Linked DNA regions of Homo sapiens: region 2 is linked to region 1. The links are chromatin loops, found by intact Hi-C in ENCODE. Cell type or tissue: breast epithelium. All regions are shown on one strand. Each heading gives the region's core, and the rest is flanking DNA. Links, peaks and the distances in the headings are about the cores only.

Region 1 (4,395 bases), core at 86-4,085:
TAATCCCAGCTACTAAGGAGGCTGAGGCAGGAGAATCGTTTGAACCCGGGAGGTGGAGGTCGTAGTGAGCCGAGATCATGCCATTGCATTGCATTGCACTGCAGCCTGGGTAATAGGGCGAGACTCTGTCTCAAAAAAAAAAAAAAAAGGGAGGAAGAGGAGGCTCATCTGATCATCTGCAATGTCAAGGATGGGCTCCTTCCCACCTACACAGCTGAGTACATCCCAGACACCTGCCTCATGCCTTCCACCTACTGCCTGTTCCTTTGAGACCAAAGAAAATCAGAAGAGCCCTCTGCTGTACGAAGGACTAGGCAGTGTCTATGTCATTATGCAAAATGGACCATGCAGAGCCCAAGCCAGAGACACATATCAAGCTTTGGAGAGGTGTGTCAGGACGCAAAGGATGCAAAGCTTCAGCTGTGATGCTTAAGAATTAACAAGTGTCATATGTTCTGAGACAGAAGGAACCATGATTTTAGCCAATGGGATAAAATCCTGCCAGAGGATAGGGTCAAGAGAGGGTTCCTATTTAGCAAATCAAAGGGAAGAATTTTAATGCTTCAATTCTCTGGATTATAGTGATGCTATGTGTTGAGGCGGAAGATAGGAACAAAGGGGTCTTTGAAGATGGAAAATGCAGATTGCACCCAGAGGCCTCTGAGGGATGGCCTGGCAGGGAGAGGCCCTCTAAGGATTGCCCCAGTAAAGAATGAGTCATAGCTGACCTCAGGGCCGCTGGAGCCACAGCTGACCCACAGTGGGTTTTCCTCTTGGGAAGAATTCCAGACCCCTTATTTCTCCTTGAGAGAATTCCAAGAGCCCAGGTTTCATCAACACCATCATCCCCTGACTCCCTTGTGGTTTTCACGGGGATGCATGTTCAACTTTTTCTCAGAGCAAAGATGTATTTATGCTGTTTAAAAATATATGCACACAGTTTTATGTATAATGTGGCATCATAACTTGTAGGGCATTTACTCTTATTTTATACATTCAGATATGTTTGGTTTTTTTTTTGAAACACTTCTTAAGGCTACACAACAGGACAGAGAAAAATAAACAGGAACATATTCAACAATTATAAAACATGATATGATAAAGAATATAAAGTACTAGTTTCCTTTCAATACTTCAAAAGATACATATATAAACTTTAAAAAAATGCTCAACATCACTAATGATCAGGGAAATGCAAATCGAAATCACAATGCGATACGACCTTGCTCCTGCAAGAATGGCCATAATCAAAAAAATAAAAAAACAATAGATGTTGGAGTGGATGTGGTGATCAGGGGACACTTCTACATGGCTGGTGGGAACGTAAACTAGTACAGCCACTATGGAAAACAGTGTGGAGATTCCTTAAAGAACTAAAAGTAGAACTATCATTTGATCCAACAATCCCACTACTGGGTATCTACTCAGAGGAAAAGAAGTCATTATGCTAAAAAGATACTTGCACACACACATTTGTAGCAGCACAATTCACAATTGCAAAATCACAGAACCAACCCAAATGCCCATCCATCAGTGAGTGGATAAAGACACTGTGGGCTGGGCACAGTGGCTCACACCTGTAATCCCAGCACTTTGGGAGGCCAAGGCGGGTGGATCACCTGAGGTCAGGAGTTCAAGACCAGCCTGGCCAACATGGCGAAACACCTTCTTTACTAAAAATACAAAAATTAGCTGGGCATGGTGGTGGCACCTGTAATCCCAGCTACTCGGGAAGCTGAGGCAGGAGAATCTCTTGAACCTGGGAGGTGGAGGTTGCAGTGAGCCGAGATGGTGCCACTGCACTCCAGCCTGGGTTACAAGAGTGAAGCTCTATCTCAAAAAAAAAAAAAAAGAAACTGTGGTACATATATATGATGAAATACTACTCAGCCATAAAAAGGATGAATTAATGGCACTTGTAGTGACCTGGATGAGATTGGAGACTATTATTCTAAGTGAAGTAACTCAGGAATGGAAAACCAAACATCATATATTGTCACTGATATGTGGGAGCTAAGCTATGAGGATGCAAAGGCATAAGAATGATACAATGGACTTTGAGGACTTCGGGGGAAGGGAGCGGGTGAGGGATAAAAGACTACAAATAGGATGCAGTGTATACTGCTTGGCTGATGGGTGCACCAAAATCTCACAAATCACCACCAAAGAACTTACTCACGTAACCCACCTGTGCCCCAATACTTATGGAAAAAAACCCCACCACTTATGGAAAAAATACCACCTGTACCCCAATAACTTACGGAAAAAAACCTAAACTTTTTTTTTATAAGTAACATCACAGATGCTCACATCTTCACATGCTTTTAAGTATTATTTGTACTCAGTGTAAGGCTATTATCATTTTTCATACATAAAGTTTTTTTTAGCTGTGTAACAATGCAATTTGTAATCCATTCAAGTAAATTCAGCCCCAAAGTTGTTGCTTCCCAGCATTAAGTCCTGCGCCCACCCCTCTTCTAAGATTTTCTAAAACTTGTATTTCAGAGGAAAAAAGTGTAGCTGAAGGGAATGCATATTTGATGCATATTTGGCTACACGATTTCTGTTTACTGTATTTTGCTTCCTATTTTATGTCTAAATCCTATTATTTTCATTTAAAATCTTAATAATGGCTCATTTCCAGTATGTCAATTTCAAAGACTTAAGGTTTTGCTACTAGTATCAGCCATTTACTTTCCCACTAATTGGGATTTTTTTTTTTTTAAAGAGTTTATTTATACTCTTTTAGAGCTTGTCCCATGGTCCTTCTGGTTTCCCTCTACCACTTGGGAGGGATGACTCCTGGCCACACCCCCATTGGTTGACTTGTTTTCCAGCTCTACTGGAAATCTCTGGGATTTGGGATATACAGTCAGAATGTTTCTGTCAACGACAGACCACATATACGGGCGGTGGTCCCACAAGATTATAATGATGCTGAAAATTCCTATTCTCTAGTGATGTGGAAGTGGTTATAATGTCGTAGTGCAATGCATTACCTTTTCTATGTTTAGATACACAAATATTATCGTGTTAATAATAGTTGCCTATGATACTCAGTACAGCAACATGCTGTACAGGTTTGTAGCCAGGTGCTATAGGCTGTGCTATACAGTCTAGGTGTGTAGTAGGCTCTACCATCTAGGTTTGTGTGAGTTCCCCCTATAATGTTTCCACAGTGAAGAAATCTCTTAACGACGCATTTCTCAGGACGCACCCTGTCTTAAATGATGCATATGTTACAAACTAGCGTAACTTTTTTTTTCTTTTTTGAGACAAAGTGTCAATCTTGTTGCTCAGGCTGGAGTGCAATGGCGCAATCTTGGCTCACGGAAACCTCCGCCTCCCGGGTTCAAGCAATTCTCCTCCTCAGCCTCCTGAGTAGCTGGGATTACAGGCATGTACCACCATGCCCGGCTAATTTTATATTTTTAGTAGAGACCGGTTTTCTCCATGTTGTTCATGCTGGTCTCGAACTCCTGACCTCAGGTGATCCGCCTGCCTTGGCCTCCCAAAGTACAGGGATTACAGGCGTGAGCCACCGCGCCCGGCCTAGTTTAACTTTTTAAAGTGCATTTTCTTGTTGTCACTGCCATAGTATTTAAATCTTTTCCTTTGCTGGAACACAAAGACCTTCAGTAATTTTCTTTTCACCACAATTTCTCATCCAGTAACTAAGCCCCTTCTTGCCCTCTCCTTAGGCCCAGCACTGACGGGGCAATGACACCGTTGTTCTCACCGGGGGCCATGATGAAGTGAAAAGAGAATGGGCCTAGCAGACATGAGACTGAATCGAGCCTTTGCCAGTTCACTAACTGTCAATCAGAAAATGTGCAAATGTACTTCACTCTAGTTTTCTCATCTGTACATTGAGGCAATGAGTAACCACCTCATAGGTGGTAAGGGTTAGATAGGAAAGAACACAGTAGAATGCCTAGCACACCTAAGTACTCAATCAATGTTAGTTCTGGACCTTTCATTTGAATACTGCTTGAGCTCTGTGCCCAATCTCCCTTTCCTGGATCAAATAAGATTTTTCTTTGTTAGTGATTTCTTTCTAGATACTTCCTTGGCCAGAACTATAGATCCTCTGTCTTTCACTAACTCTTGTTGATCTATGGTTCTCATTCAAGTTTGTGTAGAACATCCAGAGATTTCAGAGGCATTGTTTACTCCTGATGAACAGGGAACATTGCGTGTCCAGGAACCAGCACACTGCCTGAGTTATGGGGGATATTCAGGAAGCATGCTGAACCAATGAATGAATGAACAAATGAATGAATAGCTGATTCTGACTAGTCAACCAAAACTTAATTAGCGCCATTGCTTCCAGATGTTATTGCTTCTCAAGGGAGTATGCAATGTGAAAGAAGAAAGAAAAAAAGGCGCCTCTCA
Region 2 (4,395 bases), core at 72-4,071, 78 kb before region 1:
GTATCATCCAGACCTTTGTGGCTGCTGTGGGCCAGAAAGCTGCTCCCAAGATGCCATCCACAGCAACCCTGGCCCCTTGGTGAGTGGGGCCTGGGAGTCTGCATTCAGGGTCCTCCATTGTCAGCCCTGGAATGGAGGACCTTCTATCCTGGCCTCACAGATGCCATCTGAGGTCCTTTTCTCCCAGCCTGAATGGGGAAGCTCCCTCTGGCAGGGTTCTTACATAGTCCCTGAGTTTCTCAGCCACATCTCAGGATCCTAAGCTGAGACCCTGGCCCTGGGTCCTGTGTCACATCCTCTTATGTGGCCTCTTGGCTGGGACAGACCTCATATGACTGGCGTACTAGAAAGGACCCTGCTCACATTATTACAGGGCCGTCTTCCTGGATGTGACTGTGCCCTAAAGCAGTCAGCGTAATGGAGTGATTCAACCCGAGGGCCAGACTGACCCAGGCATCTCAACCTCAACACTATTGATATTTTGGGTCTGATAATTCTTTGCTGTGGGGACAGTCCTGCACCTTATAGGATGTTTAGCAGCATACCTGGTGTTTAGCTATCAGTAGTGCCCCCAAGTTGTGACAACCAAAATGTTCCTAGACATTGTCAAACGTCCCCTGGAGAGCAAAGCAGCCTCTAGCTGAGGACCTCTGAACTTGTCTATGGGGACAGAAGTTGGAAGAGTGGTTACACCAGGGGTGTGGAGTCAGGTAATTGACTGGGAAAAGGTACAAGGACCTTTATGGAATGCTGGGAATGTCCTGGGTGGTGTTTACACAGGTCGTGCATACCCATGCGTGACATCAAGCTGGACACGTGATCTATACATTTTACTGTATGAAAAATGTACCTAAAAAATGCACCTTAGCGTCAGACAGAACCAGACTTGGATTTCAGTCCTGATTCTGCCCTTAAGGTTCATTTTCCTCATGTGTAAATGGGGGCAATAGTAGGACCCTCCTCCTGTGGCTGCTGTGAAGGTTAAATGAGATGATGAGTGTAAAGTAACTTCACCCAGTTCCTGCCTATGGTGAGGGCTCGGAGAATATTCGCTATGATAATGGACAGGGCCACTTCCTCTTTCCATGCCTGAGTTTCCACAGCTGTGTCTGATGGTCCCTAAGATCCCTTAAGGTCTCTGTCACTGTGACTTTTTCTGATGGCCTCGGAGCTATTTCTTTCTCAGTCTAAATACTTTCAAGGCAGGTGATTCTATCGAACCAAGCAAAGTTTGTCATCAGAGTTGCTGGGGCCCCTGGAGTAGATGAAGTGCTAAGAAGGATCCAGGACATCCCAGTCAGAAGTTTTAGGTATAGAAAAAAGGAAGGTCGAGGGCTACGGTGACCTTGCAAAGCACAGAGCCACTCTGCACCCACCACTTTCCTCGCAGAAGCTCCTGGCAGGCCTCCGCATCTCAGGTCCCGTTCTAATACTGGGTGGGGCTCAGAGCCTGCACAGTGAACTCCTTAAGTGGAGGTGAAACAGAATTCACTTGTCAAAAGGGCAGTCTCAGGCAGAATGCTGTCCCCTCTGAATCATTCTTTTTGTTAAGGATTAAAAAAAAAGCCACCCCCAAAAGGCACAACCCACCCTGGAGAGATCAGAGATAACTAAGCTTGTGGGAAACAGAAGTGTAGTTGGCACCAAGTCAGAGGGTGGGGAAGGGAGGAGAGAAGATAACCAGCCCCTATGGAGGTGTATAAAAGGTGTCCACTCTGGGGAAGAGCCACAGTCCTCGGCCCAGGCCAAGCAAGCTTCTATCTGCACCTGCTCTCAATCCTGCTCTCACCATGAGCCTCCGCCTGCAGAGCTCCTCTGCCAGCTATGGAGGTGGTTTCGGGGGTGGCTCTTGCCAGCTGGGAGGAGGCCGTGGTGTCTCTACCTGTTCAACTCGGTTTGTGTCCGGGGGATCAGCTGGGGGCTATGGAGGCGGCGTGAGCTGTGGTTTTGGTGGAGGGGCTGGTAGTGGCTTTGGAGGTGGCTATGGAGGTGGCCTTGGAGGTGGCTATGGAGGTGGCCTTGGAGGTGGCTTTGGTGGGGGTTTTGCTGGTGGCTTTGTTGACTTTGGTGCTTGTGATGGCGGCCTCCTCACTGGCAATGAGAAGATCACCATGCAGAACCTCAACGACCGCCTGGCTTCCTACCTGGAGAAGGTGCGCGCCCTGGAGGAGGCCAACGCTGACCTGGAGGTGAAGATCCGTGACTGGCACCTGAAGCAGAGCCCAGCTAGCCCTGAGCGGGACTACAGCCCCTACTACAAGACCATTGAAGAGCTCCGGGACAAGGTGAGCCCTTGGAAGCTGAGGAGGGGTCCTCCATGAAGGGCAGAGCCTCCAAGGCCAAGAAACACAGTGTTGTGGGGGACTAGGTGTGGACGGAATTCACAAACTTCTTGCAGGGGAAAAGCCTACTGTTTGACTACCAAGAGTCTCTACCTCTGATGGGCTTTCTCATGCCACAACTCCCCAAATGCATTTTCTCTCATTATTCATTTTTATGATTGTTATTACTCAGGTCAGTTTTTTTACTGCTTTCCAGACAGTTATGTTATTCATGACTCGATCTCTATAATCCTAACCTACTGAGTTATCTGGAAACATGACAGGTTTAAAAGCCATTAAGAATGCATGAAATCAACAGAGAAAGAGAGACGTGTTCATTCATTGCCCTGGGAATAATTGTTTACTTTGTAGGGGACCCATTCAAACTGGTATTCTCAACTGGCGATGGCCAAGTTGGGGGAGAGAGAGGCAGAGGCTTAGGCAGTGCCGAGCCTGGGTGCCCTTTGTTGAGCCCTGTCTGTTGTGCTGTGATACCAGCCTGTTGGAGCAGAAATCTACCAGCCTGGGCTGAGTCTCAGCCATGTGGAGCAGGCTTTCACTGCTTTGGAATATAAACGTTTAGACAAGAAATTCAAAGGGATGGGAATATTTGTTGGATTTCCCCTCCACTCAGCTGGGAAGTCAGCTCTAGCAAAGTGATTGTGAGATATGTGGCACCAAGCCGAGTCCCTCCTGACTTTCAGGGGATGGATCTCAAGACAGTGGCCTAGGGAGGGTGCTAGTCTGAGGCTGCCAAGACATGACGAACCAAAGATGTTCTCAGCAGGTCGTTCCTCAGAAATGCACTCCCTGCATCTCCCCCAGGGTGCTCAGACATGGAATATTAAAGTGTTAGAAACGATTGGAGGGGATGCAGCCCCACTCCTCACTTTACAGAAGAGCAATGGAGGCCCAGAGGGAAATGCCTTGTCCCAGCTCACAGGACAGTTTAGAGGTAGAGCCCCATGGGAACCAGGTCCTGCCCATGTTTTCCCAGGCCACCTCCTCAAGCACGTGGACCCCCCAGAGCAAGCTTGTCTAACCTGTGGCCGGTGGGCTGCATGTGGCCCAGGACAGCTTTGATTGAGGCCTAACACAAATTTGTAAGCTTTCTTAAAACATTGAGTTTTTTTTTATTTTTTATTTTTGCCAATTTCTTTTTAGCCCATCAGCTATCGTTAGTGTTAGCGTATTTGATGTGTTGCCCAAGACAATTCTTCTTCCAATGTGGCCCAGGGAAGCCAACAGACTGGACACCCATGCCCTAGAGGTTACCTTCTTCTGCATTTTGTAGATCCTGACCGCCACCATTGAAAACAACCGGGTCATCCTGGAGATTGACAATGCCAGGCTGGCTGCGGACGACTTCAGGCTCAAGTGAGTTTTTTTTTTCCCCCTCCCTCTCCTTTCCCAGGAGTCTCTTAGTTTAGACAAAAGCTCATCTGACCAATGACACTGGAGCATCCCAGGAGTGAAGGTCTGGAAGTACTGGAGTCTCGTGCAGGGGTAGGGAGAATGTCTCATATCATTTATGTCTTGCTTTTTCAAAAAACATTTCATTTTTTTACTATTTTAGGTATGAGAATGAGCTGGCCCTGCGCCAGAGCGTGGAGGCCGACATCAACGGCCTGCGCCGGGTGCTGGATGAGCTCACTCTGTCTAAGACTGACCTGGAGATGCAGATCGAGAGCCTGAATGAAGAGCTAGCCTACATGAAGAAGAACCATGAAGAGGTGAGCGGGAATTGCAGGCTGCCCTGGGCTCAACAACCTCCAGTGAGAAGGAGGAGCCCTCCCCTGCAACTGGACACAGTCCTCCACTGTGGGACCTGGAAACACTCTCCAGAACACTCTGCCAGCACTCAGAGCCAAGGAGAGGGAGGATGAGTAGCCTCACACATCTTCCTTTCCCATCCCCACAGGAGATGAAGGAATTTAGCAACCAGGTGGTCGGCCAGGTCAACGTGGAGATGGATGCCACCCCAGGCATTGACCTGACCCGCGTGCTGGCAGAGATGAGGGAGCAGTACGAGGCCATGGCAGAGAGGAACCGCCGGGATGCTGAGGAATGGTTC

What was found. Peaks named below come from ENCODE experiments on the same cell type or tissue, not always from the same donor. Only the 100,000 strongest peaks of a DNase experiment are listed, where the experiment ranks them.
Region 2: a loop joins it to region 1, with 16 times the contacts of the local background. A loop is called at or near these places in 5 of 110 quality-filtered maps.

Annotation. Positions count from the first base shown.
Region 1 is chr17:41,425,060-41,429,454 of GRCh38, reverse strand. No RefSeq gene overlaps it. Among named protein-coding and RNA genes, the nearest start is that of KRT37, 2.7 kb to the right of the region's middle. In breast epithelium, for the core only: no CTCF peak of the experiment used is centred there; no DNase peak of the experiment used is centred there.
Region 2 is chr17:41,502,946-41,507,340 of GRCh38, reverse strand. KRT13 (keratin 13) reads left to right here and starts at 1,729. Exons shown (of 8, transcript NM_153490.3): 1 at 1,729-2,285; 2 at 3,616-3,698; 3 at 3,898-4,054; 4 at 4,243-4,395. The coding sequence starts at 1,791. In breast epithelium, for the core only: no CTCF peak of the experiment used is centred there; no DNase peak of the experiment used is centred there.